4 separate regions of the Homo sapiens genome follow, and all the other regions are linked to region 4. Evidence: chromatin loops called from intact Hi-C (ENCODE). Cell type or tissue: heart right ventricle. All regions are shown on one strand. Each heading gives the region's core, and the rest is flanking DNA. Links, peaks and the distances in the headings are about the cores only.

The links. Hi-C counts contacts between places; a loop is a spot of excess contacts. Peaks named below come from ENCODE experiments on the same cell type or tissue, not always from the same donor. Only the 100,000 strongest peaks of a DNase experiment are listed, where the experiment ranks them.
Region 1: a loop joins it to region 4, with 2.1 times the contacts of the local background. A loop is called at or near these places in 23 of 110 quality-filtered maps.
Region 2: a loop joins it to region 4, with 2.7 times the contacts of the local background. A loop is called at or near these places in 7 of 110 quality-filtered maps.
Region 3: a loop joins it to region 4, with 9 times the contacts of the local background. A loop is called at or near these places in 25 of 110 quality-filtered maps.

The regions. Positions count from the first base shown.
Region 1 is chr3:134,637,424-134,644,827 of GRCh38, forward strand. KY (kyphoscoliosis peptidase) reads right to left here. Exons shown (of 11, transcript NM_178554.6): 3 at 5,893-5,955. It also overlaps a transcript of CEP63 not described here. Among named protein-coding and RNA genes, the nearest start is that of KY, 9.9 kb to the right of the region's middle. RefSeq lists enhancers at 5,607-6,448, 6,706-7,370. In heart right ventricle, for the core only: a CTCF peak has its summit at 3,691 (motif pointing left); a DNase peak (open chromatin) is centred at 3,668; H3K27ac peaks cover 703 bases.
Region 2 is chr3:134,695,120-134,702,523 of GRCh38, forward strand. It overlaps a transcript of CEP63 not described here. Among named protein-coding and RNA genes, the nearest start is that of KY, 48 kb to the left of the region's middle. In heart right ventricle, for the core only: a CTCF peak has its summit at 3,073; a DNase peak (open chromatin) is centred at 1,232; H3K27ac peaks cover 3,339 bases.
Region 3 is chr3:134,647,655-134,655,058 of GRCh38, forward strand. It overlaps KY (kyphoscoliosis peptidase), which reads right to left and starts at 3,368. Exons shown (of 11, transcript NM_178554.6): 1 at 3,171-3,368. The coding sequence starts at 3,306. It also overlaps a transcript of CEP63 not described here. In heart right ventricle, for the core only: a CTCF peak has its summit at 3,413; DNase peaks (open chromatin) are centred at 3,547 and 4,157; H3K4me3 peaks cover 2,239 bases; H3K27ac peaks cover 3,126 bases; H3K27me3 peaks cover 512 bases.
Region 4 is chr3:134,751,809-134,759,212 of GRCh38, forward strand. It overlaps a transcript of CEP63 not described here. Among named protein-coding and RNA genes, the nearest start is that of EPHB1, 40 kb to the right of the region's middle. In heart right ventricle, for the core only: CTCF peaks have their summits at 2,370, 2,576 and 3,537 (motif pointing left); no DNase peak of the experiment used is centred there; H3K27me3 peaks cover 298 bases.

The DNA.
Region 1 (7,404 bases), core at 1,729-5,728, 110 kb before region 4:
AGAAACATGTTCACTCTCTCCCCTCTCATAGGTCACAATACACAATGATCTGAGTAGTCCTGTAGTAAAGAACTCTATTTGACCCAGTACTATTTTGTCAAACACCATTTGGAAAATGCTGGACTGGAACAATCTCCATAAGCTTAGAGAAACTGCAAAAGTGAACAACTTATTGGCATAGGGTTCAACAACAAATCTCTTCCCCAAACTTCTCATAATGCCCAGGTACTTTCACACGCACATCTGACAGTCTTTGTTAATTTATCGCTTCAGGCAGCCACTTCCAATAAGTCACAGTTAATGAAAAACATGAAACTTGTTTGCCATCCTGCGTTACATGCCCTGAGCCATGTCTCTATGGGTATTAGCCATGTCCTACTTCAGCCATGTCTCTTTGTGAAAGAGTGATCAAGGTGAAAAACAAACTGCTGTTAAAGCCCCTCCAGGGCAGGGTGTTGAGGTGGGCTCATGTTCGGAGCACGGCCCTGGCCCAGATGCTCCAGCCATCACTATTCCTAATCCCTTCTCTCCTTTCTGTGATTCCTCTTCCCTCTTGGACAGGGGTCAATGTCCAATATTTTCCTGAATCCCACTTCCCGGTTCTCCCCCAAAGCTGTGCTGCTGCTTAGCATTCCCTCAAGGAAAACAGCCACTTTCTCGTCCTCCCTGATCTGCATGGGAGTGTGATTCCTGCTCTCACTTACTGTTGTGTGAGGGCACCACTGGGAGGCTTTGCTGGCTCCAGGAACTGGGCCTGGGCTGGACACGCTGTTTCAAGGGGAAAAGCATTCACAATATAGCTTTATGCTTCCTTAAGGCATGGAGTGGAGAGAGTTTGCTGGCTATGACGCTACTGGATCAAATAAAACTCTTAATTTAAGAAAAAATATTAGTGTGGCCAATCTCTAACAGAGAGTAGATCATTTGGAGTAAAATTCGCAGTCAGATCTAAACCCTAAGTACAGCCTAAGTACAGTACATTATTCCAATCTTGACTATTAACCACCACAACCAAACCTACAGGAGGCCTTTCCTGGGATTCCAGGCTGCCTGGCTGGCCTCTCTCATGCATCCCTCCCCAGCTCCACCAGTTGTCAACAAAATCACATTTCTGAAGCTGCAGCTTTGACCGTCTTAGTTAAGAGCATGTTAGAGATTATTTTCTGCTAATCTTGAGAACGGGCTCCCTGGCCCCTTTCCTAGACCCCGCCAGCTCTCCTTGCTTTTCCCTGCCTTCTCAGAAACAGAGCATACAGGCAAGCACAAGAATGTCCACATGCTTACTGCCCTGCCTTTCACCCAGTCAGGTTTCTTCCACCTGACAGCTGCTCTCCAGATCTCTTCAGGTTTCAATCAGGATTTATCTAAAGGCCTAATTGGCTCAGAACACCTAACGCAGTATGGCAAACAGGTTTCATGTTTTTCATTAACTCTGACTGATTGGAAGTGGCTGCCTGAAGGGATCAATTAACGAAGACTGTCAGGTGTGTGTGTGTGTGCATGTGCACATGCACACGGGTGTATATGTGTGTGGAGGGGTCATGGGATTCATGTGAAATACTTGCCATCATTGGTTTAAGGTGTTTGTTAACTTTTTCTATAACAGGTTGGCACATTTACAGCCTTTTTTTTTTTTCTACTTTGGAGTTTTTTTTTTTTTTTCCTGCAGTAGCTTAGAGTCAGGAAAACAGCTAAAGCATTGGTAGTTTAAAAAAAAATACCCTTAAAGAGTCCCTGGTTAGATATTCAACAGAGACATGCTGTGATTCCACCCAGGATGCAGTAGTCAGGAAGTGGAAAGCAGTGACATCCCAGGAATGAGCCTGCTAGATGGTGACAGGGACTGTCTAGCTCTGTAGAACATGATGGAACACCACCCTTAGGGGGTACTGCCAAACACAGCATGAAAACCCCACTCAGCAGCTCTCATTATGAGATGACAACCTAGTGTTCCAGAGCTCAGGGCTGTGACTGGGCATCTGCTGGTGTGCATGATGAAGGGCATCACTGGCAGCCCTGCCCATGGCTTCCATTAGGAACGGAAAACAAAGGACCATTCATGATTCCTTCTATGGGTTGGAGCTCCACAGGGAGGTCTGAGGTCTGGAAACATGGCAGTTTGACCCTAGTGCACACATCAAAGAAGACTACTCTACAAAGTGTTTGCATGGGGATAAGGGCTGATGACCTTGAGGACAGAAGCCTCAACAGAAAACTGACTCCTCAAGAATGTCCTTTGGGGTCAGGCATGGTGGCTTATGCCTGTAATCCCAGCACTTTGGGAAACTGAGACAGGGGGATTGCTTGAGCCCAGGGGTTTGAGACCATTCTGAGCAACATAGTGAGACCCCATCTCTACAAAAAACGAAAAAAAAAAAACCAGCCATGTGGTGGCACTCACCTGTGGTCCCAGCTACTCGGGAGGCTGAGGAAGGAGGATTGCTTGAGCCCAGGAGTTTGAGGCTGGAGTGAGCTATGATCGCACCTCTGCACTCCAACCTGGGCCACAGAGTGACACCCTGTCTCAAAAAAAAAAAAAAAAAAAAAAAAAAAAAGAAAGAATGTTCTTTGCAGGGGCTCCTTGTGATTACTCTCCTTACAAATTCATTCAACCCACACACCCACTACAGATCCATCTCCAAAGCCCCTTCCCATGACCCAAGATTCCAATGTTCCTTTGCCACCTGTTGCATAAAGTCTACCATTGAAAGAGAGGCTGAGGAGGAGAGAAAATGTTGAACCATTCCGAGCAATGAGTTCAGACTGAAATCTCAGACTGCACATTGAGGGTGGGGGTTGGGTGGGGGGTACTGCACCCAAATCAACACCACCAGATTGGTCCCTGTCCTGTATGGAAGAGACAGTATGGGGGAGTAGTTAAGCCCACCGCTTTCGAGAGCCCACAGACATGGGTTCAACTTCTGGGTCTGGTATGCGACTTCAGGCAAGTTATTTAAATATCTTTGAGCTTCCCTATCTGTAAAATGAGGATGATAACCTTCCACAAAAGGTGGTTGTGGAGATTAAATGAGGTGAGCCGTGAGAGGGGCTTAGCTTAATATCTGGCACACACCAAGTGTCCCACCTCTGGTCAACGCTATTACTGTGATAGAGCTTCCAAGAAGGCTTCTCTGGGGGCCGGTGTGGTTCGCAGAACAGAGCCCAAAGGTTGTCAAGGCTCATGAGATGAATAAGAAAGTGGCACATGGAGTAACGATTCCCTGGCCACAGCTTTCCAAAATGGCAGGTGCTGGCACCAACCTCAACAAAGCCAAATTTGAATTCATGTTTCTTTCCCAACCTGCTCTTCCTGCATCTCCCTCATCTTCATCCTCCCCATTGCTCAGGTCCCAAGCCTTGACTCCTCTCTTGTATACCCCAAATCCACACCATGGGGGAACCTCTCTTGCTGGATTATCACAATGCCTCTTAAGGGTTGTCTTGCTTCCAACCTTGCCCCCTCTGTTTATTCTCTACGCATTGGATGTCTACAACCATCTAATGGTTTCCAATCACACTCAGATTAGAAGCCTCCCAGGCCCTGCCAACTCTGCCCTGTGTCCTCTCTGGCTCTTCTGCTACCCCCACCTTGCCCATGCCCCTCTCTTCCTCTCCACAGCACAATTTCCTGCTCCTTGAACATGCAGACACGCTCCTGCCTGGGGGCCTTCACGCTCACTGCTCCCTCTGCTGGAAGCTCTTCCCCAGATACCCACATCATTTGCTCTTACCTCTTTCCTTGCTTAGATGTCACTTTCTCAGTGAGGCCTTTCTCACCTACTCCACTTTAAATTGTCCCCTGGGATAGGCTGAAGAATGGCCTTTAGAGATATCCATGCCAGAATCCCTGGAACCTGTGAATGTTACCTAATATGGTAAAGAGGACTATGTGGATGTGATTAAATTAAGGATCTCAAGATAGGGAGACCATCCTGATTATCTGGCTGGGCTCTGAATGCGACCACACATATCCTTAAACAAGGGAGCACAGGGAGAGTCAGCTATTTATAAGCAGAGAAGGCAATGTGACAATGGAAGCAGAGTTTGGAGTGAGGCAGCCACAAGCCATGGTGGGCCTGCAGCCTCTAGCAGCAGGAAGAGGCAAGGAATGAATGCACCCCTAGAGCCTCTAAAAAACGCTGGCCCGGCTGACACTTTGACTTTAGCCCGGTGAAACAGATTTTGGACTTCTGGGCTCCAGAAGTGTAAGAGAATAAATCTGCAGTATTTTAAGCCACCTCATTTGTGGAAATTTCCTGTAGCTGCTATAGGAAATGAATATACAACCCCGCACAGCCCCAGACCCCATACCCGCACACACCCCTTATCATCCTTCCTGCTTTACTTCCCCCTTATACCTTATCTGGCTCAGGGTGTTTGACTTGTCAGGATTGTCTGTGTCTCCTCACTAGGATGTCAGCTCCACAAGGACAGGGGCCTTTGTCTGTCTTCTTCACTAAGTGAGGTAAGTGGTGCTAATCCACTCTCATTATAGCCAGATATCTCTGAGTCCTTTTTTTTGTGTTGAGCCATGTGCAGTTGAGTTCATTTTAGAGAAGCAACAGGACAGAGCATGGGCTTGTCCTTGTAGTTCTCAGGGCTGGTGGCAGGTCCTGCTGGGCCCACAGAGGTCTCTAAGGCTGTCATAGAGCTGCATTCTCAGGAATTCTGGCTTAAAGGGACACTGGCCTGTACTGTGAGGAGAGCCAGCTCCCCCATGCTGGTAATCCCAGTTGGCTGGCCTTTCATCACTACCTGCCAGCGCCTTTCTATAGAGAAGCTTGTCCACCTGTATTTCAGAGAGCAATTCCCTGAGAGGCTCCAATCCTCCGGGGCCTCCAGAGTCCTCCTGTTTCATATGGGGCATGGGGGAAATCACTGCCTCTGAATTTGATCAGATAATTTCCTTATAGGTTAGGACATCAACTCTCAGAGCAAGCGTGATGAACTCTTATGGCTGAGCCTGTGAGAATACTCAGACACCAGGGCCCAGTATTTAATGCACAGCAGTTAACCAAGGTGGGCGTGAGAGTCTCTAACCTGGCCTCCTGTCACCATTGCTGTGGGGCCCTCCTGTCTCTATCTTGTCGTGTGCTCAGATCCAGTCAACTGTAGTCAGTGATGCCCTTGCCTGCCTTCCCCGAGTCCCCAGAGCCTGTCCCCAAAAAGTGAGGACTCCCAATGAAGGTGCCTCTCACTCTGCCTTGCTGTGGCAAACTCACTGGGTGGGATGCCCTGGGAAGGCTCAGTCTCAGCAGGAGAGGCCGAAGAACTGCTATTGGTCAGGACAAGGGAGGGCTTGGATGCCATGAGCCAGAGGGAGGGAGGCTGGTTTCCAGGGGAGATGAGGAAGCAGAGATGTGTGAAGGTTAACAGCTGAGGCCTTGCTGGGGCTCAGACTGCCCAGCTCTGACTCTTGCTGGCCATGTGATCTTGAACACATGACAGCCTTTCCAAGCCTCAGTTTACTCATCTGTAATTTGAGGATGGTAAAGAGGAGTACCTGTCAAACAGGGTTGCTGTGAAGCTTAATTTACATGAGAATAAGTGCATAAGTGGCTTGGCAGGGTGTCTGGCACATAGTTAGCATTCAACAAATGTTGAATGTTGAATAGTGATGACAGTAATAGTGATGATGATGACAGCAGCGTGCTCTGAGGCCCATGGGCTTTATTTCTTGATCTCATGGTGAGGGGAAGACTGAGACTGTGCAGCCTCTTGCTGCTTCCCATGAGACGCAGGGAGAGGAAAAGGGTTTTCCAACACCCATGGGAGCAGAGAGGACCCTGCTCCCCATAGTCTGAGCTCCACATCCTGGGCTGTCGCTGGCCAGAGCATCAGGTCTGGGCACACCTCTGCAGGGGAGGTCACGGCTAGCGGCGAATCACTTACCTTGGCTGTTGTAGGAAGTGATGACCTGGGGCTGCTGAGGGTGCTGCTTCTCCACCAAGTTTTCTATTTAAGGAAGACAGAGAGGCCTGCAGTGACCACTGGGGAATTTTCCCCAGGCAGAGCAAAGAGCTGTATGTGTTTGCGGGAAAGGTGGGCTGGCGGGGGCCAAGCACATCCCCAGGCCTAAATGTGTGCACACCCTCACAGTGTGCACATGTGCAAACCAGCACGACACTGTGCATGGAGACAAATGCCTGGAAGCCCCTGTGCACACACCCCTTGTGCCTCTTAGCAGGTGCCAGCACAGGCTGGGTTTCTTCTGGAACAGGCTACCAGTCTTCCATGGTCTTTGTAGCCATAACTCCCAACTTTGGTGTCACCAGGCACAGTTTCAAAAGCACTGCATACACAGATGCCTCATTGATCTTCACACATTTCTGTGGAGCAGGCTGGGAGGTTCTGACCTGGGACTTGAACCTCAGGTCTTCTGACTCCCAGTTGAGTCTCCTGCTTCTTTTTTTTTTTTTTTGAGACGGAGTCTCGCTCTGTCACCCAGGGTGAAGTGCAGTGGCGCGATCTCTGCTCACTGCAAGCTCCGCCTCCTGGGTTCGTGCCATTCTCCTGCCTCCACCTCCGGAGCAGCTGGGACTACAGGTGCCCGCCACCACACTGGCTAATTTTTTGTATTTTTAGTAGAGACGGGGTTTCACCATGTTAGCCAGGATGGTCTCGATCTCCTGACCTTGTGATTCACCCGCCTCAGCCTCCCAAAGTGCTGGGATTATAGGCGTGAGCCACCGCGCCCGGCCGAGCCTCCTGCTTCTTAATGAGAAGAACAGGGGGCCAGCCTGCCTCCTACCCCAGCCTAGGAGACGGGATGATGTGTAGTTTGGTTCTGTTTCACAAACATTTGCAGGGCATGCACGCTACACACGTTCTCTCCACATGCAGGGATATTTCTGTCCCTGGGACACAGAGTTGTCCTCAGAGCCTAGTGGGGTCAGGCTGCCATGGAGTGATGCCTAGTTCCTGCCATAGGCCAAGAAGCGGGAGCTCACAGGCTTACTTGCCCTCCCAGGGGAAGCATGACCTTTCCTCCCTTCTTTACAGCTGCTGCTGTGGCCTGCTGTTACTGAAGCTGCCCTTGAACCTCTGCTTCAGAGGGGTGGGGGGAAGGCTGGGCAAGGGGAGGATGGTGGCAGCTGGAGGTTCCCCCACCACTACCACTCTGGCCTGCCATCTTCTCTCTATAGCTTCCTGCTGGCTTGCAGTGGGCTTGTCACTGGAAGTGACCAATGGGACCAGTGCCTTAGTCTGGAAACAAGTATGCCTCTGGGGCATTGGCCTGAACAGGTGCATTTAGATGATTCTTCTTGTGCAGATCAGCCGCTCAGTGGTTCCCGTGCCTGGGCCCATGCAGAAGCCAATCAAGGTGGGGGGTGAGGTACTGAGCCAGGCTGGATTTGTGATCCACCTGACAGAGTCCTGCCCTGGAAAGCCTGCCTCCTCCAG
Region 2 (7,404 bases), core at 1,117-5,116, 58 kb before region 4:
GAGCTGTGCGGGGTAGGAGGTGGGAGGGACTGGGCTCTCTGTGCTGCGGGTGTCATTGCAAAGTCAAGAGCCACTAATGGAAATAACCACTGGGGCATGATTTTTCATGTCCTGATTCCAATCACAGACCTGTCATCCAAGAAGAATATTGAAGGGGAAATCCCATTTCCTTTGAAACCAAATGTTCCCCACAGAAGCCAAAGGCTTGTAGAAACAACTCTGATTGGAAAGACTTGAGCATACATTGCCTGGCTTCTCGAGTAAGAGGTGGCAACACTCATCATTTATTGAGAGATGAGTTTACAGAGAGATGGGGCCTGCCCATACATGGTGATGACCTTTCTTGCTTCCTTGCATCAGAGACCCGACTCACAGGAGGACACTGTGGCCCATCTGGTCTCTGTGAGCAGACGGAGATGGATCCTGGCAGGTGACGGCTATGCCACATGTGCTGGCTGTGGTGGTGAAGCTGGGCAGAGGCACAGCAGTAAGGTCTTATAGACTCCCGGAAGGAAAGAAGGGGCTCTGGACCGTACCCAGAGAAAGGCGTAATGGCTGGTGCACATGCCTCTCTACTTCTGTAACTCACCTGCGCCTAGGAAACTGATTAGAGGGCAGTGGGCATGATGGCCCGAGCACTGGAGGTAGGGCCAAGCAACCGAGGTCTCCTTCCTGGTCTGCCTGTGTGGCTTGTGAACACAGATGGCTGATAGCTATGGTTCAAAGTGCTTATGTGTACTAACTCAGTGAATCCTCACTACAATCTGGGGACATAGTCCCAGTGGTATCTCCATTTTACACTGGTGAAAACTGAGGCTCAGACAGGTTAAGTAGAACAACTTGCCTAAGGACACATAGCTAGTGAGTGCCCCCGGGCTTTTCACCACCCTGGTGTACTTCTCCCTTGCCCATCAGACATTGCTTTCCACCTTGTCTGCCTAATAAGACAAACACCTGGTTAGGCTCTTTTAGAGACACAGAGGAGCGTGTCATGTGGCTGAAGTTAGTCTACCTTGCCACCCTTAATATATGAAAATGGCCTGGCAATGTCTGGTTCCAAGGGGAATATGTGAAAGGCAGACATGTCGCTGTGGGCAGTGTTTTACTCACTCTCTAAGCGTGACTTGCCCTTGAATTGCCGCCTTCATCTTCTTTTGCTTGTGCATTCTCTGCCTGGGACAAGCTCTGTACTATGGCAAAAATCATCACTCACATGGTGTCACCAGCAGGGAGTGCTGGGTTAAGGGCAGCTCCTGCAAAATGTCTCAGGGCTGTTGGTTGACAGTGAGTGTAACAGGAGCCAACAGTGCCTGTTGTACTTCTGGACAAGACCAAGCCTTGTGCTGCTCAGACTACATGCGGCATCCTGAGTCTGATTCTGGGTATCATGTTTTTAAACAATAACTTTTCTTTGTGTGAATTAGAAGTAGTATATGATCACTGTGGAATATTGAAGAAATGCAGACAAAATGAGAAAGAATGATTGCCCATAGTACCATCAACTAAGCATTGGTGGTATTATGGTGGGAACTGTTCACCTTTAAGGGTGTTTCCATGCCCACGTGTGTGTGTGTATATGTGTAAGTGTGTGCAAGAGGGTATGCGTGTGTATAATATTGAGTATTCAAACATGTATATTGCTTTTTTCCTTACTTGTCAAAAAGATAGTGTTTTATGATTATACAATATTCCATCATGATATGGATGTGACATACTTTATGTGTCCACTTTCCCATTATTGCATAATAAATGCTAATAATTCAGGAGGGAATTGTAAGAGCAAAACTTGGCTCTTCCAGATATTTATGTGATCATTTCCTTAGGATACATTTCAGGAAGTCAGATCATGGAAGTAAAACTATGAACGTTGTTAAGTTACTTGACATACATTGCTAAAGCACCAGCCCTTCTTCAAGGAGCTTTGACACAATAGAACCTGTCCAGGGGTGAGTGATTGGTCTGGTCAAGATACCAACTCCCTTGAGGAATTATTGAGAGTGGGAAAAGGGAGGTGGTGTGAACACAGCAGCTATCTTCAAATGTTTGAAGGGCTCTCCTGTGAGACAGGGAATGGATTTCTTAAGAATGCCACATACAGTAAAACTAGCATCAAGGACAGATGTGTAGAGGGAGTAGCATCTCAGCCTAACATAAAGAAGAACTTTTTTTTTGAAGAGATAAGCTTAGTGTTGGGTGGAGGCTTTGTCATAACACTGTGGGATAAAACTTGACAGGGTGTTTTCGATGGCAAGACATACACACACTGCCCTCTCAAGCAGGGGCAGACCCTCTGGCATTTAGTTTTGGGCACGTGGCTTTCTGAAAACATGCATGTAGATGGGCTGTGTACAGGTCCTACAACAGAATCCCACTTTAGAAAGAGGTATGGGGAGATGGAAGTGTTTGGAGGACTACACCTTCCATGGCATTCCTATGAGACACAGTCTTCAAAGGTGCTGGAGTGTTCCCAGCACTCATGCTCTTTGCTCGGCCCTCTTCCCTCATGATTGTACCCACACCTGCACACACACTGCTCACAGGCCTAAGCTAATGGGCCTCAGCTTATGGGCGGCAGATTTGCTTCTTTCAGTAATGCCTGCTGATTCCCACGTTCGTGTCAACTGTGTTGAGCTTTTGAGGCCTGTTCTTATCATTAGCACTTAGCTTTTTCTTCTCATTTCCCAGTCATTTTTGTAAAATGACAAGAGTAACCGACAGTAAACTATTCAACCACTTGGGAAAATCAAGGAGTATGAAACTGATGGGCTGGGAGTGGAGCTCCAGCTGGCTGGCAGGCGGGGCCTGGAGCAGAATGTGGGTTGTCCTCTGATGCACACATGTCCCTCCGTTAGGACACGAGTGTCAGATGCACAGCATGAACATACAGGTTGTCCAGACATGGAAGACTGCGTGCACAGTCTTGCCATTCTGCTCAGGGTGTCTGATGGGATGGTGGAGACATGGGCAGATACCCCGCCAACCTGACACCCCACGGCACAGCATGGATGGCACACTTTCCAACTGCTTCACCTTCAGCAGCTCTTATCAGTATTTGTTTTCAAACCAGCAAGTTGTGTATCCGTGCAGAGATTCCCAAAGCAGCTAGGCTGCAGTGGAGATCAGCTCTAGGGCTTGGTAGGATAGCCAAATATAGGTACCTGGACAGCTGACTCTGGAAAGTTCTACAGAGCTGGCAAAGGGGCATGCCAAGCAGCACTTCAGTAGAGCCAGAGACCAATAAATGGGATCTTTCATCAGATAGGCTAGATTCTCTGGCTTCTGAGTGAAGGGGGGCGGGATGTGAGCAAAAGCAAAGGCTGCCAGTGAGGGCATGGAGGGGCTGCCGTCTCCATCCTCCACCTCCAGGGCCAATTTCCATAGAGATGGGATTGGGAGGCCAGGAATGACCTGCCAAGAATGCAGTCTCTTGCTGGAAGTTTGCAGCTGCTGCCTGTCAGGCAGAGATTATTGAGAGGTGGCTCCAAACTGCTGCTAAAGCCTCACGCTCTGGAGAATAGGGTGCTGAGCTAACTCCAGGGTGGAGTGGGGAGCAGGTACATGACCTCAGGCTGCCCTCGCCCACACCTTGTCTCCAGGTAGTCTGATACTGCTCTCTCCTTTCTCAGGCTACCTCCATCAATGTCTCCCATGAAAAGACTTTCTATGTCTTTGTATTTTAACACAGGGTGAGCACTTCATTCATCCATCGTTTCACACACCACTGGGATGTATACAGTATTCCAGGCACTGTATGAGGTTCTGAGCTGGATGGGCACATCACCAGCTAGCTCTTCTTCAGCACGTCCTGAATAGATCTTTTTCCAAAGTGGATGGTTCTTTGCTCCAATGAGGCTGTACTTCATTGGAGAGGAAATACTGAGGCCTCTCACTACTTGGAGAGGGCTGAGTGGGCTTGCTTGGGGCTCTAGCCAGTGGGCTGGGGCCAAATTCAGACTCAGGTAGATGAGGTATTTTATCTGAAGGGGGCCCAGAGCAGGAAATGTCTCAGGAGAGTGTGGACTGCCCTGGATAAACATATCTGTCCTAATCACCTCTGTATCCCCTGTGCCTAGCACCATTTTAACACATTATGTGCTTAAACAGTTGTTAAATGAATGACTAAAGTCCAGTCCTTAGAAAGCAGCAGGGTCAAACCCGGAGTCACCAAGCTGGATGGATCGGTCCTGGGATGAGAGGAGCTGCAAACTGTAGGGCACGCTGTGGCCTGGAAGTTGGGAGGGGACAGGATTGACAGAAAGGTGCCACCATAGGTGGAAAAGAGAGTGCGCTATCCAAGCCCCAGGTGAACACACAAGCGGCTAGCCTTGGGCAAGACAGAAGCAGGAAGCATTTTGCTCCTCCTCACAGTACAATTTCTGTCAGGAGAGGCAGGGCTGAAGCATACAGGACAGACTGTCTCTTGGCAAACACTTTGTTCTTGGCTTCTGAAACACCAGCTTTTCCTGGCCTCCCTACACTCTGATGGCTGCTCCTTGTCTGTCTGCCTTGTCGTCCTCACGGTTCTATGTGGGAATGTCTCTGACCTGGTCCCTCCTGTACACATCACAATCACTCTCTCGGCTATCCAATCTCAGCTCATAATTTCAAGCTTTCAAGGATGGATTTCTATCTCCAACCTTGACTGTCATCCTGGGCTGCAGACTTGTCATGCTTGACAACTTCATGTGGATCATTAACAGATGTCTTAATCATGACTTGTCCAGAAGAACACTTTTTCCTTCTTTGTCCTCCCTGGTGAACCCCATGCTTTGCCACTAATTGTTCCCAGCCCTGATGCTCAGTAAATAGCTCCAGAACTGACTGAGTCAAGGCTGGGCTCGTGGTGAGGCCATGAGATGCCAAGGGCACATGTCAAGAGGCTCTCACTTTCAGGGGTCCGCTCTGAACTTGCATGATGCCAAGAGTGAGCGCCTCCTTACATGTTGTGCCCTTGGTGGCTGGCTTGTGCCACCCTAGTGCTCACTCTGCCTGTACTGAGTTCCTCCAACCCAATGCCTAGAAACTATATTTTGATTCTTCTGATTTTTTTCACTGCCAATATTCAGTCCTTCAGGAAGTTCTGCTGACTCTGTCTTCCAAACATTGCGAACATATCCTGTCCTCTCCACTTCCATTCCTGCCGCGCTGGCCCTGGCGCTCAACAGCTCTCCCCTGAACCACTTAATGGGTTCCCAGTGCTACCCATGTCCTCCTCCAATCTATTCTTCACACAGCAGCCAGAAATTCAATTTTTATTTTTATAAAAGTAATACATGGGCATAGTTTAAAAAGACAAATAGTCCTATAAGGCTTATAATGAAAAACAGCAGGTTCCTATCCCACCCCTCCTCAGTCACAATTCACACTTCCCAGAGGTGAACGCTTTCAATAATTTTGGCAGTTTCTACCACCCTTATACTGTTAGCATTTGATTTTTAGGTTTTTAGTTATTTTTTTTTTACTGAATTCCAACCACGGAATAAGAAGATTTATCTTCCTTATCATCCTCCTCCATCACACAGACATTTCCCAGTAACATCTTTCCAATACAGTCATATCACAGATTAGATCAAACCCCTAGTCCAGGTGCAGTTGCTTGTTTGTGTGGGATGGGGAGGGAGATGAAGGTCTCACTGTCTCTTAGGTTGATCTTCACCCCACTCCCCTGTTTTCAGCCCCACTTGCCCCCTGCCTTCAGAGCCTTCCATTCTTACAGTTACAGGTTTGCAGCAGAAACCAGCTCCTTCTTGGCTCCCCTCCCATCAGAGGTGTGTTGCTCTCCCTTGGCTGGTCTGCCAGTTTGCTTGTCCTTGTCTGCCTGCTTTCCATAGTACATTTCGCTCATGCATCTTGTTTGCTGTCATCTTCCTCCATTGTTTTTCTCCCTATGAGTTAGTTCTGCTTTTATATGTTTTTTTGTGTGTGTCATTTTGTTGGGGTTTGAAGAGGACACATGTGTTCAATCCACCATGAGCAACTGGAAGCCCAGGTAGAGCATTTGTGCTTGGCATACAGTGCCCCAACATATACATACATACATTATATACATACATACATACATTATATATATATACACACACATATATACGTATATATGTGTGTATATATACGTATATATACACACATATATACATATACACATATATACATATACACACATATATACGTATATATGTGTATATATACGTATATATGTGTATATATACATATACACACACATATACGTATATATGTGTATATATACATATACACACACATATATACGTATATATGTGTATATATACATATACACACATATATATACGTATATATGTGTATATATACATATATATGTGTATATATACATACACACACACACATATATATATACATACACATTATATATATTTAAAAAACTTCTTTCTTTCTTGAATGATTGAGTAAAATACTATGGACATCAAGGGTATTCAAGAGTGACAAGAATAATAAGAGCCATATATAACAAACCCATGGCCAGTATCATACTGAATGGGCAAAAGCTGGAAGCATTCCCCTTGAAAAATGGCACAAGACAAGGATGCCCTTTCTCACCACTCCTATTCAACATAGTATTGGAAGTCCTGGCCAGGGCAATCAGGCAAGAGAAAGAAATAAGGGGTGTTCAAATAGCAAGAGAGGAAATCAAACTATCTTTGTTTGCAGATGACATAATCCTATATCTAGAAAACCCCATCATCTCAGCCCAAAAGCTTCTTAAGCTGATAAGCAACTTCATTCAGCAAAGTTTCAGGATAAGAGACAGTGAGACCCTACATCCCTCCCCATCCCACAAAAACAAGCTACTGAATCTGGGCTAGGGCTTTGATCTAATCTTTGATATGACTGTATTGGAAAGATGTTATTGGGAAATGTCTCTGTGATGGAGGGACAAATCAATGTGCAAAAATTGCTAGCATTCCTAGACACCAACAACAGGCAAGCCAAAAGCCAAATCACGAATGAACTTCCATTCACAATTGCCACAAAAAGAAAAAAATGCTTAGGAACACAGTTAACAGGGGAAGTGAAGGACCTCTTCTGGGAGAACTACAAACCACTGCTCAAAAAAATCAGAGATGACACAAAAAAATGGAAAAACATTCCATGCTCATTGATGGGAAGAATCAATATCAGGAAAATAGCCATACTGCTCAAAGCAAGGTATAGATTAAATGCTATACCCATTAAACTACCACTAACATTCTTCACAGAATTATAAGAAAAACTATTTTGAAATTTATGTGGAACCAAAAAAAAAAAAACAGCCCGAATAGCCAAGGTAATCCTAAGCAAAAAGAACAAAGCTGGAGGCATCACGCTACCTGACTTCAAACTATACTACAGGGCTACAGTAATCAAAACAACATGGTACTGGTACAAGAGCAG
Region 3 (7,404 bases), core at 1,217-5,216, 100 kb before region 4:
TGCAACTCTCAAAATTCAAAACATTTAAAAACTGTTAAAACAGTTTTCAAGGGCAGCAGGGTTGGTTATCAGGGTCATTTAGGGAGAATTTTTGTAGTACAGATGCCCATTTTCCACTTCCACCTCTCCACTGCATACATATGAAAGCATTATTTTAGAAGTCATTTGCTATCCACATTGCCTGCCTATTTCTGTATGTGGTGAATCACCCACTTTTAGAGTCTTGATATAGAGTGGGGGGAGTGGGCTAAGACCGTCAATCCCAATGGGAATGGAAAATGACAGTTGCCAGTTCTCTTGGCCTCCCTTGCAGCTAGAGGGTAAACACGTATGGCCTAGCCATGGCCAATCTGATGTACCTGTGTTTCACTCTGCCTTGGGACCTGGTGATGCAACAGGGAAGGGAAGGAAAGCTCTCGCTCTGGCTGCGGCTGCAAGTGGTAGCCGCAAGGTCGAGTTCCTGGCACAGCATGGGGATACGTTCTGGCAGCGGGAGCTGCTGCAATAAAATTGAGATCCTGGCGCGGAAGGAGTATTCAGTGCTCCTTGGTGGCCGAGGAGGTTTCCTCACTAGACCAGCTCGTTGGTGCTGCTTACGGTACTGTTCCTGGAAGCTCAGCCTTGAGTCTTATTCTCCAGCCCTCTCAACCACTCAGGGGCCGCCACTCTCTTCTTAACACCCTTCTTTTCTGCAGAGCCCCCCATAGCCAGTGCCAGTGACTTACCACTTGGAACCCTCATGACACACCTATGGAGTAGAATACACAAACCACATAGACTTTTGGGATAAGACCTAAGACTTCAAAGCTCATTGGGTCTTGCCCCAGGCAGCTATAGGCTATATCCTCTACTGCTGCAGGAGTATATGCACTCTACTTTCTGATAGGAGTTGAGGGCTTTCAGGCACGTTTTGGAGAAGCACTGTTCTAGGGAAATGACTGGGAGGCTGCTAGGGCCTTACAGAAATGGGAGAGAACATCTGCTGGCTCTGCAGCCCAAATTCCTAGTGACCTAGCCTGTCCACACTCTCCTTGCCTTCTTGTCCCCCTGACTCTTTTCTTCCAGCAGAAGGGCCACTTCCAGCAGAAGGCCCTTCCAGCAGAAGGGCCACTCGTTACGGATTACTCCATCCTCTGCATTGCAACAATAATTGAGCTTTGATCTTTTCTGACATGGAGCCTAGGCCCTCTTTTATATAACCAAGGAAGATCCACTCTCCAGTGGAGGATCTGGAGTGTGGAGGAGAAAGGAGGAGATACCTGGAAGTGAGCAAGAGTTTGTTTTATATCTTGCACCCATGGGAGGCTTTGGAACAAGCTGGTCTTATTGGGCATTTTCCTCCCTTAGGCTGTTTTTCGAGGAAAGGGTCTGCAGGCTGGCTTTGCCTGGGGTCTCCTGAATATCATCTCTGCCCACCAGGCATCAAAAGCCATGCACTTTTCCTCTTCTCTGCTCTGGTTGTGAATAAGTGACACAGATCTCTACACTGTCATTCATAGCATCGGTGAGAAACGGCCATCAGAAAAATATTTGGAGAAAAAGTTCAGCAGAAAGGGCCCAGCCATTAGGGGTCTTTTTTTCTCTGTCATAGTCACTAGTGTGCATACATGAGTCTGGAGCCATGGCGAGTTTGTGCTAGGTGTTGGGCACCTCTCAGGGCAGTCCTGATGCCTGGTGTTTCCTGGGCTTCTCTGCATTCTTTGCCCTTTCTAGTGTCAGAGCCTTTAGAAGTGATGTGATCAGAGAGGATTGGGAGTAGGGGACTCGTGGGCTGACCTGGAACTAGGCCTCGCCACACACTGGAGAAGGCATTCTGGACTGTGGTACATGTATTCAGAGCAGTCTCATTTCTATCAAGAAGTTGATGCCCTCTGTTGACTTTCTAACTACAAATACCCTGGGCAGGCCATTTCCCCTTCTCCCAAGAGTAGGTCTGATAACTAAAGAGCCAACGAATCCAAACAACTCCTGCTTCAGTCAGGAATCAGCCCTGAGACTAGAGCGCCTGTCAACATACTCAGCCCTCTAGATTCTGTTTCTTTCCCCTGCCTGCCTTCCCAAGAGGTTCCCAGGGCTCTGGAGGCAGCTCCAGCCTATGTGGCTGGTAGTGGCAAGGCCATCCACAGCAGCATTACTTAAGCAAGGCAGGTGGAAGGTGGATGTTCAATGAGCACAGAGGCTCTGGGGACAGAAGAACCAAGGGCAGAGCAGCAGCAGGAATTCCAAGGAGCTCCAGAGCTGGAGGGGAGGAGAGAGGCAGAAGTCATTCTCCTGCATGGGCTGTCAGGCCTAACTCCTAAAGAACTGGCCCGCAGTCCGCCTAGTGCATCCTCACACCAGCCTCGGAGACAGCTTGCCATCCAGGACCCTGAGGTTCTCTGGCTTTTCAGGGGCTTATTTAACCTCCATTATCATCCCTCTGTACTCCATTCACATTGTGTTCTGTCGTCTGGAGAACAGAGAGGCCCGGATCCTGCTTTCCACAATCACTCTATAAACAGTCACTTTATTTTACCAATCTACAACTTACAAATTTACCCAGAAAGTGTGTAGGACAAGTAAAATTGATGGATAAGTTCAAGTGGAGACAGCAGGTTTCAAATCTTACCCTATCCAAACCTGCGTTCCTTTTACGCCTTTCATGCCTTCCATCTATAGGAGGCTGGGAGAAAGTCTCAAGAAAGGAGAAACTGAGGCTGTAAATTGTGCAAGGCCACACAGGGAGCTCCCCATCTAAAAGTCTGACTCAGCCCAAAGGTTTCCCAGCGTCCCCTGTGCCCTGCAGTGTGCTGTGGGGGGGAGCAGGCCTCTGCTACCCATGAGTCAGCCCTGAGGCTCTGGCCGCCTTCCTCCAGGGTATCTTCCAATCTTGCTCTACACCCGTTAGGGAGTGGCTGGGAGGAAAAAGACTCCCAGGGGTGACGGAAGCACCCACAGGCCTGCACAGGGAGTGAAACTGGGGCAATCACGGGGCTGCGCGTTGCCACGGGACTGCGCGTTGCCACGGGACGCCGGTGCCACTGCGGGGAAGCGACGGCAGCCATGGGGGAGAGGGTCGGGTTCGCTGACCTCGTTCGGGGGAGCAATGGGCGCCCCCCGGCGGGCAGGCCCTTGTGGCAAGGAGGCCAAGGTGCCGGGGGACCCGGGGACCCGGGTCGGGCGCGCGTTACCTCCTCCGCGCTGCAGCAGCGAGCTCGGGTTCGCCTGCTGGTCTGAGAGCGTACCCTGTGCGGCGCGCCGCTTCTCCGAGTGCACGATCAGCAGCATGTCGATAGATACAGCGTTGATGTCCTTCTTCAGCTCCATGATGCCGCCTCCTTTCCGACCTGGGCGCCGCGGCCGCACGCTAGGCTGCTTGCGCTGCAAATGGCCCCGTGCGCGCAGCTGCCCCACACGGGAGAGGGCGAGGGCGCGGAAGAGGGCGCTCCCCCGCCGCTGGAGCCGCAGGGCGCTGCTTTTCGCTGACTCTGCCAAACACGCCATTAGGGCCCGCCTGGGAGGGCGCTACCCTAATGAAGCGGCTCTAAGTCACCTTTGAAAGGAAATCCCCGGGCCCAAGCCTTGACCTGCACCGGGGCCATAGTCAGCAGGGGCGGCCGGTCCAGAGCCTCCCTCCCTGCGCCCCTGCCTCCCGCCCGGTGCACTTGAAGCGCTGGTCCTGGGCTCCAGGGCTTCTCTGGCTGAGCGCTGCCTCATCCCCACGGTCTCCGGAGGGTTCTCGAGAGGGCTGGAGCCGACCTCCCACGAGAAGCCCCTGGCAAATACAGAAATCGCACAGTGCTGTCAACATTGAGAGTAGATTCAGGAAAAGGAAAGACAGCAAAGGGGCTCCAGATTGAATTGCAAGATGTGCAGAGATTGTCCAAGTTTTGGCCTCGACCTCACTCCTTCCCTGGGTTGGTTTTGGAGGTTGACAGCTCTCTCTCCCTAGGAGGGAGTTGGGTGGGGTGTTGGAGTCAGGAGCTCCCCCCAGTTACGGCCCCTGTAGAACTTGGAACATGCCCATTGAGTATCAAGCTAACGATCCTCTTTGATCTGAAACGAAAGTCTTAAAGTCTCGGTTCGTTCTAGAAGCCTGGCTCCTGCCCTGTGGGGAAGGAGGGAGGGGGAGAGGAGGAGGCTGGGGCACAGGGAGCTGGACCTGAGAAGCCTTCTATTTTTAGCCCGGCCTGGCCTGCCCAGCCAACAGCAGCAGGGGTTTGGCTGTAGGTCTCAGGAGTGTTTACATAGGCTTCTGCCTGGTACCCCTGGGCACTACGGGCCCACCCTGCTGGGGGCGTTCCCCTAATTCGAGTTTCTACTGTTAATAAATGCACCCCCACATGGAGGCCTTTGCTCTGGGAGCCCTCCCCGCATTGGAGTGTATGGACCCCACCTTGTAGCATGGTCCTGAGAGTTCCCAGATCCTCCTTGGAGCAGCCTGTGTCACACAGACTGCATTCCAGTACCAGCTCCATCACTTCCTGGCTGTGTGACCTTGGACCAGCCATTTTCCCTCCACCTTCTCACCCTTATCACTGGGTTGATAAAAATTTCTCACATGGCTGTTGTGAGAATGGCATGAATGTAAGGCGCCTGGTGTATAGAAAGTGGTCTTCATATGGTAGCTGTCATTCTTACTTCATTTTAAGGGTGAGGAAAGGGAAAGATGGAGTGACAAGTGACTGATGGAGCAGAGAAGCAGGAGAGATGTCACAGCCACACTCTGAGATTCTGAAGGTCTTCCTCCAATAACAGTGGCTCAGAGTTTGGTTCCGTGTAAAGGCTGTTGTCTTATTGCATTACCAGCGCCCCCCCCCACCACCCCACCCCCTGACTCACCCACTGGGCATCTGATGGAAGGAGAGGTTGTTGGCTTCCAGTAATGTTGAACTGGAGTCCCTAGAGAGCTGAGGCCATAGACAGGCAAGTGGAGATGGCTGACTTCCAAGGCAGGTTTCCTTCTGCTAAAGTGAGTCTTGTCCTGTCTGTATGTGTGCAGGTACACACACACACACACACACGCGCGCGCGCACACCTGGGAGGCTGGCTAACACTTACTCTCTATGTGGCTGGGGAAGTAAGAACTATGCATTATGCAAAGCTCTTGGGGTGTTGGAGATTGCTGAGGCAGATCTCAGGTCCCAGAGTCCCCCCAACTACCCTGGGCCAGTCAGTGTTGTCTAACTCCTTCAAGTGTCAGGTTGTCTGAAGTGCTGAAATCAACTAGAAGCCTGTGTACAGCACCCTTGGTTGCCGGATGGGTCTGAGTGTTGGTGATGGTGGGGGGAGCTGAAGTCCCCTTTCCTTACACTTGCATTCCCATCTCCCAACCCTTGCTCTCCTGCTGGAAAGTGTCATTGCTAGGAACTCGCAAACTCTGGTGCCCCCTCCCAGAACTGCCTCTGGAGAAGGATATTCTGACCTGGGAATGTGCTGCCAGGGGTCTGGGGAAATGGTGTGGAGGCCTCCTGTCTCTCTGCTATGTCTGAAGACAGCTTCGGAGCAGGGCCTCTCATCCTTGGCGCTATTGACATTTTGAGCCAGATAATTCTCTTTGGTGGGGCTTTCCTGTACACTGTGGGATGTCTAGCAGCATCCCTGGCCTCTACGCATTAGATGCCAATCACATTCACTTCCCTATTGTGAGAACTTAGAATGTCTCCAGACATTGACCAATGTTTCCTTTGGAAAGAATTGCAGTGTGAACACCGCTTTGGAGCAAACTCCTGAAATTGGAGTCACCTCGACTGCTCTGGGAGATGCTGCTGCCCCTGGATCCTGATGGTGCCTGACACCTAGACCCTCTTCTCAGAGGTTTACCCATGGCCATCAGTCCAACAGCCTAGCTTCTGGGGCCTGCCAGGAGCATAGATGAGATGCTCTTCTTAATGCCAACTCTATTCCCATCCTTGGCCTGGGTTGACTTAGCTGCTTCCCCTCTTCCCCACTATCCATTCTTGGGCTGAGAGGGAGACACCATGGGGAAGGTGATGTGGCTGAAGGCATTTGGATGTATCAGGAAAGGGGAAGGAGAGACAAGAGAACACTGAGGTGGCTGGGATATCATTCAAGTAGAGGCTGTATCCCTTCTGCTCAAATCCTCCCTCCAGCTGCTCACACAATCAACGGGACAAATAACAGAACGCTCAGCCTGCAAATCTCCAGACCCATCTCTTCCTTTTTCCCTACCAAACCCACACATGCTTCAACAGAAACCATGTCCTCTACACCCCAAACACACCATACTAGCCCCTCCATCCTGCTACCATCTTGAATAAAAAAGATGCAAGGCTCTCTGTATTCCGACCTAAATAATTAATCTGCATCCTTGTCTTAGTAGCTGACAAACCAGGGGCTTTCTCCATTCTTGAGCAAAACTTTATTTTAATCAAAATGAGTGGGAATTCCAGGATACAGAAAGACAAAGGACAGTCAAAATAGTTGTATTGTCACCTTTGTCAAATTCAACACTTAGACACATCCAGCTGTCAGCAGCCCTGCATCCGATACTCCTCTGCTAGAAGGTGAGATTTGTCAGTTGTCTGAATGGTTCTGGGCCCTGAGTTGGTTCTGCTGTCTTGGAGATAAGGAGGGTTCACCAGGGGCAGGGCTTGCTCCTGGCAGTTGAAGCTGTCACCAGAGAGGAGTGTGTTTTGACCCCCACTGTTTTCCCTCAGAAATGGTAGTTTTGCTGGGACCATCAGTCATAGCTGTTTTTACCACTCTTGGGATTCCAAGAGGCAAGTTTCTCTCTTCTCTATAGAGATAGAGTAAGTAAGCCAATGCAATAAAGGCTTTTGGCAGGGAATTTTCTCCATTGATGACGTGGGGAAGAGGCACACAGAGAGTTCTGTGAGTTGGTGAAGAGTAACAGACCAAGTTCCAGTCTCCTAACTCCCTCAGCCTACCCTGAGATGAGTGAATCCTTACATGGGATACTGGATACCTTTCCCAGAAACCTTTCCTCAGCCAGTGTAGGCTTCCCATGGCCTCTTGACTGGCCTGGCTTAGCTTGATTCTGCTTCTGAGCCTTTGCTATTGCTATGATTTCTGCCTGGAAAACCCCTTTGGACTTCCCTGGCAAGTACAGTTTAAGCATCCTTCAAGACCCTGTGGGGAGGGTCTCATGAATGTGGTTTCACAGTTGGAGGGCGGGTATAGAAGGAACTGGAGCCATTCCCTCCCCTCTACTTTGAAGCCTTCCTGGGTACCCCAGTCCTTGGAGCTTCTGGGGAATGCCAGTTCTCTGTGGTGCCTCTTTTTACAATCCCAATAGTTAATTTGGAAGCTCACCCCTGCTCTTGTCCCACACCCACCAAATTTGGAAATCATATCAATCCCCTCTGGAGCAGTTATGCCAGGCAAACCTGTTTCCAGACACTGTCTCCCAGTAGGGTGATAGTGAACAATGTACTTAACCTC
Region 4 (7,404 bases), core at 2,019-6,018:
CCATTATTCAATAATCCCAACAACTCTATAAGACTCCATGAAAATCCTCATTTTCCAGAAAGGGAAAAAAAAGTCTGGGCTCCCTCAGCACTTCTTATAGTCCACAAAGACAGAGCTCATTGGTTTTATTGGAGTTGTGTTTCTGGCTGCGTTCCTAGAAGATGGAGCTCCTTGTGGGCAGGGACGGGGCTTTCCTCACTACTCCCCTGGGCCTGACTCAAGCCAGCAGGCTTGCCCAGCATGTGTTGAGGGTGGATGGACTTCCTGAACTAGTGCTTTACAGTGAGCAGAGAAGAGGGCCAAGAGGGACATCTTGAGAACCCCAGCACTTAAAGGGCAAGAAGTAAAAAGCATAATCAATAAAAGAGACCAAGAAAGACTACTTGAAGGGGCAAGAGGGAACCAGAGAGAACCCAAGAGTAGATGTTTTTGGGTGAGTTAACCCATCTCCAGAACACTCTGCATATGGACATTTGGGAGGACTTCCCAGGATGACAGAGGCCTTACCAGGTGTGGCCATTACCACAACCAGCCCTGTGCCTGAGGAAAGTGTCCAACACATATGAGCTGCGTGCATGATACATGACTGACCTCCCTGTCAAGGAGAGGGAAGCCCGAGGAGGATTGGCTGGGCTGGGCATGTTCCAGCCTCATTTCTCCTGCTTTGCCCTCTCTCTCTTGCACCCTCATTTCGCAGCGGTGGACAGCAGCCAACTCCTCCTGCAGGAAATTACCAATGGGATGTCAGATGATTACATACATAGACAGCACACTCATTTATCCCCCTTGCAAATAATTAATTACAATAATAAAAAGAAGACAGAAAAGATGTCAGCTGTGCTCCCCTTCCCTGACACCGAGTGGGCAAAGCCAGGACAAGGGAGAGGTACAGGTGCACGGGACCAGCAATTGTAGAAGAAAAGCACCTTATCCGGGGAGAAAATTACATGAGGTCTCATTAATACCATTAAAATTCAGGGCTGACAAGTGAGGGCTCCTTGGTAATTGCCTATGGCCACACTGGACCCTGAACTGTTTGAAGCCACTGTGTCTCCTCCTCCCCCTGCTTCAGCTTGCTGGTGACCTGCTCTGCCCCACTCTCTGCCTACCGCTTCCAGGCTCTACCACTGCCCGGGCATGATATGGGTCTGGTGGCCAGGAGCCTGGCAGAAACACAGCTGCTGAGAAGAAAGGGCCTCTGGGGAGTTCAGGCACGAAGTGGGCACGAAGGTCATAGGCAGATGGGGATCTGTGTTTTCATCTTTTTTTTTCTCTGTCCTCAAGTGTGGGTGTCTGTGCATGAGCAATTACTCGAGCCCATGATCCTGGAGAATGGTCTTTCTCACTATGTTTCTGCCTGTCTATCAGTGGGTGTCTGGCTGTCTGCCTCTGTATGGTCTTTCTAAGCTGAGCTCTATATACAGACCGTGTCTACTCGTTCTCTTTGCATCTGTCACCACTCTATTTAGAGTTTCTCCTCTATATTTATCCTAGCTCTCTTTCCCTCTTATTGTCTCCCTGCGGTCAGTGCCTGCCTCCATGGGGATTTGTCATTGACTCCTGGGCCTTCCCAGCAAGCACTATATGGGCCGAAAGTGCACAAATGCCATCCCTCTGATGGCCCACATGCTGCAGGTCTTGTGACACATAGTGAGCTAAGGACCCTTGGTCTCCATAGACCTCTGGAGCTGGAAAACTGGCATAAAGACAGCAACAGCCACCAGGGCCAGGGCCCATCACCTAGAGCATAAGACAAGCAAGCACCTCATGATTTCCAGAGTCTTTGCTCCCCTGACTTAGCCTATCATGGTAGGAAAACATACACAGTCACATTCCAATGGTCAGGCACTAATCTCAGGCTGGGAGTTTGCAGGTAAGTTTTCCAGCCCATCCTCATAATGCGCCTTGGAGGTAGATAATTCTGACGCATGCACTTTTTCAAATGAGGAAAGAAAAGTTCAGAGAGGTGGGGTAACTTACCTGAGGACACAGAGCTAGACAGAACAGAGTTCTCTAGGCTCAGCATCCACACTCCTGACCGTTTTGCAATACTGCCTCAGTGCATAGAAGTGTGGGACACAAACGTGTAAGCCACACACTAGTGTGTGCATCTTGTGAGTATCTGTGAGGTTTGTGCTTGCACGTGGGGGTTCTATGCATGTGTGTTGCTCTTGTGTTTTAAGATCTGGCTCCTCTTTTCAGGAAGTTCCTGTGGACAATGTACAATGTCCCTTTATACATTGTTCAGTCTTTGCCAAAAATATGATGAAATGGCATCCCTGAGCCCAAAGGACCTTCCTGGTGAATGGCCCCTGCTGGGGTGGAGCACATTCCCTCCTGCCTTGGCTTGGCTGCATCACACACACGGTGATGGGGCTACACACACCACCAGCAGGCGAAGTGGTGCCATAGCCTCAGGGACTCTCTTCCTTGTCCTCCAATGCCCTGAGGCTGTCTGGCTAGGCCAAGCAACCATGAGAGCAGTGGGGCTAATGCTCAGAGACCCTGGGCTGCCCATATTCGCCCGCCAGGAATCTACTCAGAAGGCCAGCATTTTCTTCTGGGGTTTTGGTAGATGATGCAGCTCATCTTGTCAACACAATGGCTGCCCAGTGTGAGGAGGGTCTCCTCTTGCTTCACAACTCCCTTCCTTTATCAGACAGGAACACATGCATTGAGGGGATGCTGTCTGGGCTTATGGTGATGCTCAAGGCCTCAGGATGCCTTGCCTGATGATTTTCAAGCTGTACTTGAGACTCTCGGCTTCTCCAAGAGGTGCCTCAGTGGCTGCTCAAAACTGGGGTCAGGAGGGTGGGTGTCCGAGGGACACTCAGAAGTTGGGAGTGTGTCTACCCTCCTCTAACTAGGGCAGCTCTGATTTTCTGTGTTCTACAAAGTGAGATTTCTTTTAAGAGTTCAGTTAGTCCAGCACCCAAATGTATGCCATACTTTTGTCTTCTTAAAAAGGGCTCCAGACGCCACGCCCCCATCTGCTCCACTCCTAACCATGACTCCTAGATAGAGACAGGCAAGCATTTAGCTCCTTCCCCCTAGCCCAATGAGTAAATGGGAAACAGACCTCCAGAGGGCTAGGAGGGACATTTGGGGGTCTCATGGACAAGTCTAACAGGACTTTCCCTATCTCAGCTGCACCCTGGGCTCCCTCTTCACTGCAGGTATCTTGGCCAAGACATGTGGGTCCCTGGGCAGCTGGGCTTCATGTCTTGGGGGTCCTTACTAAAGGTAGCAGTGCTAAAGCCACAGGAGTCATTAGGTCATTCTGACTTCAGAGGAAGGGTGCTGGGCCATGTTGTCTCTGAGAGCTGATTTATGGAGGATACAGCAGGTACAAAGAAGGGAGATGGGAGCACTTCAACATTCACCTATCTGGTAGCTCCTTCCAGAGGCCAGAGCCCTGAACCCTGAGCCCTGAGCCCTGAGCCCTGAGCCCTGAGCCCCTGGAGGCCCTGGAGCTCCCAGCCAGGAGAAGGGGCAGAGCCCTGTGTTCACCCAGAGCTGACCTCTAGTGGAGAGTCTGTGAATGGCGCCACAGCTCTCAGGTGATCAGCATCTCCGATCCCAGAGAGCATCTCCAGGGGGCTCAGCTGGAGATAAGGGGTGAGTCTACCACATTATATGCACAGGGCACTTTGGCTCTAGGGTGACTGCAAGGCTCCTCCTTGGCTGATTTGGCCTCTGAGCAGGAGAAATCACCCTACTTTGTTTGTTCATTGTGCCAGCTGCTTGAGGCTGGGGCATCTCCACACCAGAGGGCTTTCTCCAGCCTTGCTCAAGGTGCCTCTTCTGGACTGGGGCTCAGTCTCAGCTTCTTTCCCCATCCCTCTTTCAGCCTGGCTCCTTTCTGTGGAGAAGATCCTGAGAGGAACCACAACTTGGTAAGTCCCCTGCGTAGCCTGGATACCTGTTGCTAAGCAATTATAAGTTAAATACTCACCTGGTCCTCTTGAGTGTTTGATGGCAGAAAGAGCTGTGAGAACTGACTGGTGCTTTGAGTTTTCCAAAAGCAATGCTTAGGTAACCAGTGACTGATGAAACAACACAAAATAATACTCATACTTTGCCCCTGAGGGATGGTGTCAGAGGGGTTTCCACCTGGTTTGAAGAAAGGCTCACACGGGTCCACAGCATGACCTGAGCCCCATCCAGGGGACAAGGGAAGCTTTATTTAGTCCCTGCCAGGAAGCTGGAGCCAGAGGGGCTGGAGGCAGGTTGTATAGAGGAGCTTCTGGCAGTAATTGAGCCCTTTGTGCTGGGAACTTGCCCAGCCCGAGCAGGGCACTCTCCATGTGGCACCCCAGGAACACTTCAGTATTTTGGGTCTAAATGGCATCTTATAACAGAACTTCTGGACTTCTATGTTGTAGCCTTCCTGAGTTCAGGTTAAGATTGGAGACAATTCCCTATGGCCTTTGTGTAGAGATCATTCCCGAAGGGACTCCCCATAGAGAGCTGGGAAACTTTCATCTTAGCACTGTACTTTTGGCAAGGTGTTGGGGAGGCCCCTAAATAGTTATGAAGGGTATCCTTTTTTTGAGACAGGGTCTCACTCTGTTGCCCAGGCAGGAATGCAGTGATATGATTACAGTTCAATGAAACCTCGACCTCCTGGGCTTAAGCGATTCTCCCACTTCAGCCTCCCAAGTAGCTGGGGGTAGCTAAGACTGCAGGTGTGTGCCACCACACCTGGATAGTTTTTGTATTTTTTTTAGACATGGGGTTTTGACATGTTGCCCAGGCTGGTCTCAAACTCCTGGGCTCAAGTGATCTGCCCACCTTGGCCTCCCAAAGTGCTAGGATTACAGGCGTGAGCCACTGCTCCCAGCCCCAAAGTATCCTTATTGACAGCCTCGTGAGGGGAGTCTAGTCCTAGGTGTGCAGGGATGGAGGGCTGCTATCTAATACATTTGAGAAACCAGTACAGTGTGGGGTCTGGAAACCAGTCCTGCCCTGACAGGCTGAAGGTCCAGCTGAACCTGAAGAAGAGGAGACTCCAGGGATGGGGGCACCTGTCACATCTGAAGGGCTGTCACACATCTTGTTTTTCCAGCTCCAAAAGGGAGACCAGGGCTAGTAGGAGAAACTGCTATATGGGCCCAGAATGTGTTCAACGGCAGAGAATCTTGTAGCAATCATAGACCCTGCACATGTCTGGGTCTCTGAGCCAGATGGAAATAGGGACCCAGTGGACTCCAATGTCTGTCCTGCTCTCAGGTTCTGAGCCTCTAAAGCACAGACCACCATGTTCCCATGGAGATATCAAGCAAGCAGATGCTTTCCTTTTTCATCTTTTGCATGAAGGACCAGCTGCTTACCCACAGCCACTGATGATTCTGTGACCAGGAGGACACACAGGATGCAGCAAATGCCATCCTTAGGGCAAAACTGGATGCTAGGGAGCACCAGGGTTTGTGGCTGAGCATATCACTTCCCAGGAAAGAATCAGGGTTTTGTTAAGGAGTAAAAGGAGAATGGATAGTGGGTAGGCAACCAGCAATATTTGCCAGAGTCCTTAAAGCTTATCTTGCTCAAACTCCCATTTCACAGACAAGCAAAATGAGTTACATAAATAATTTCATGGTCAAACAGTTAGACTCTGGGCTAAAACTCAGAACTCTGGACTCTCAGGACAAGGTTGTTTTATCAATACTGCAATTCAGTAATACTTATTAAATATGGACAGGATTTGATGATTGGCAGAATATTGGAGGTAGGAGTAGAAAAAGAGGAATCAAGAATTACTCCAAAATTTTCCATCCTAAAGACAGAAAAAATGTACAAAGTTAGGAAAGAGATGAGAAGTAACTGAGTTTAAGTCAGATGTGCACATGCATGTATAGGAGATTGTGGGGAGACACACTGGGAGTGAGGGGCTAGGGGCCCTTGGGGGGTGGTGCATGGTGCAGAATTGTAACTGACGAGTCTGGTTGGAAGGCAAACCTTGGGGGTCCCCACCAAAGGTAGTGGTGCTAAAGCCATAGGAGTCATTAGGTCTGCAGGAGACAGTGTTAGGGAGGAGCAAAGTTCTGAGCACTTCCATGTGCCCCTCCGTGGAGGGGAATTTGGGGGGAATGGAAAGCAGAGAAGGTGCAGCCAGGTGGAAGGAGGGGCATCAGGATGGCAGAGATGATCTAGTGGGGAATACAGTGAAAGGTTTGGAAACCACAAAGTGTTTATCAGAATCTACTTGTTACCTCTCCTGAAAATCATCACGATGATGTATCTAAGGTGCCCACCCTGCTTCTGATAGAACTGATAATTATTATGCCTGTTACACGCTTCTATCACATATAACCATGTATTTGAAGCCTGGCTTGTAAACGGCACAATTGCAAACTCCAAGTGTAAACTCCAGGACTGTAACAACTCTGATTGTAAGTGCCATGAGGTTAGGAACTGGGTCTCTTTTTCTCGGCTCATACAGTACATATGCAGTAAATATTCATTGAATAAATGAATGATTCATCTTGCAATTACTTTTAGCCTCTGGACTTCTCAATGGCAGGGGCCCATGTCTTGATTTGTCAGTAGCCAACATAATGCCTGGCACAAAGACAGCCCTTAGGGTGTTGTAGTCGTTTACTGTGGCTGTTGTAACAAAAGCCCGAAAACTGGATGGCTTTACAGCAACATTTGCTCTCTCACTGTTCTGCAGACTAGATGGTCTCAGCCGCCCAGAAGGTATGCGGGGTGGGTGTTCTTCGGTTCACACATGAGAAACCTAAGTAAGGCCTAAGGAGTGAAGCCAAGGCCACTTAGCCATTTAACATTTTGCAGGTATTTATTGATTATCTCCTGATCTAGGGCTGCTGAATCTTTGTTCAGGGACACTTAAACTCCCCTCAGATTGGCCCTGATCTAAGATAGTCACTTCAAGTTCACACCTCAGGACCTTCCTGAGGGTTCACTTCCTATGAGAACTGCCCTTAGCAACTTGAGTTGAGATCTGTGGGTGTCCAGAATTCATTTCTGTGGTACGCTAAATAATGGCCTCGCCAAAGATGTCCATATCCTAATCCCTGGAACCTGTGCATGTGTTACCTCCCATGGTAAAAGGGACTCTGCAGATGTGATTCAGTTAATTATTGTGAGATGGTGAGATTACTCTGAATTACCTAGGTGGTCTGATGTAATCACGAGGGTCCTTATAAAAGGGAGGCAGGAAGGTCAGACAGAAAAGATGCTAACTTGCTGGCTTTGAAAGCAGAAGAAGGGACCAAAAGCCAGGAATGCAGGTGGCCTGTAGTCGCTGGAGAGGGCAAGGAAACAGATTCTCCCCTAGAGCCTTCAGAAGGAATGCAGCTCTGCTTACGCCTTGGTTTTAGACTTCTGACTCTAGAACTGTTCAGTAACAAATCCGTGTTGTTTTAAGCCACTAAGCGTGTG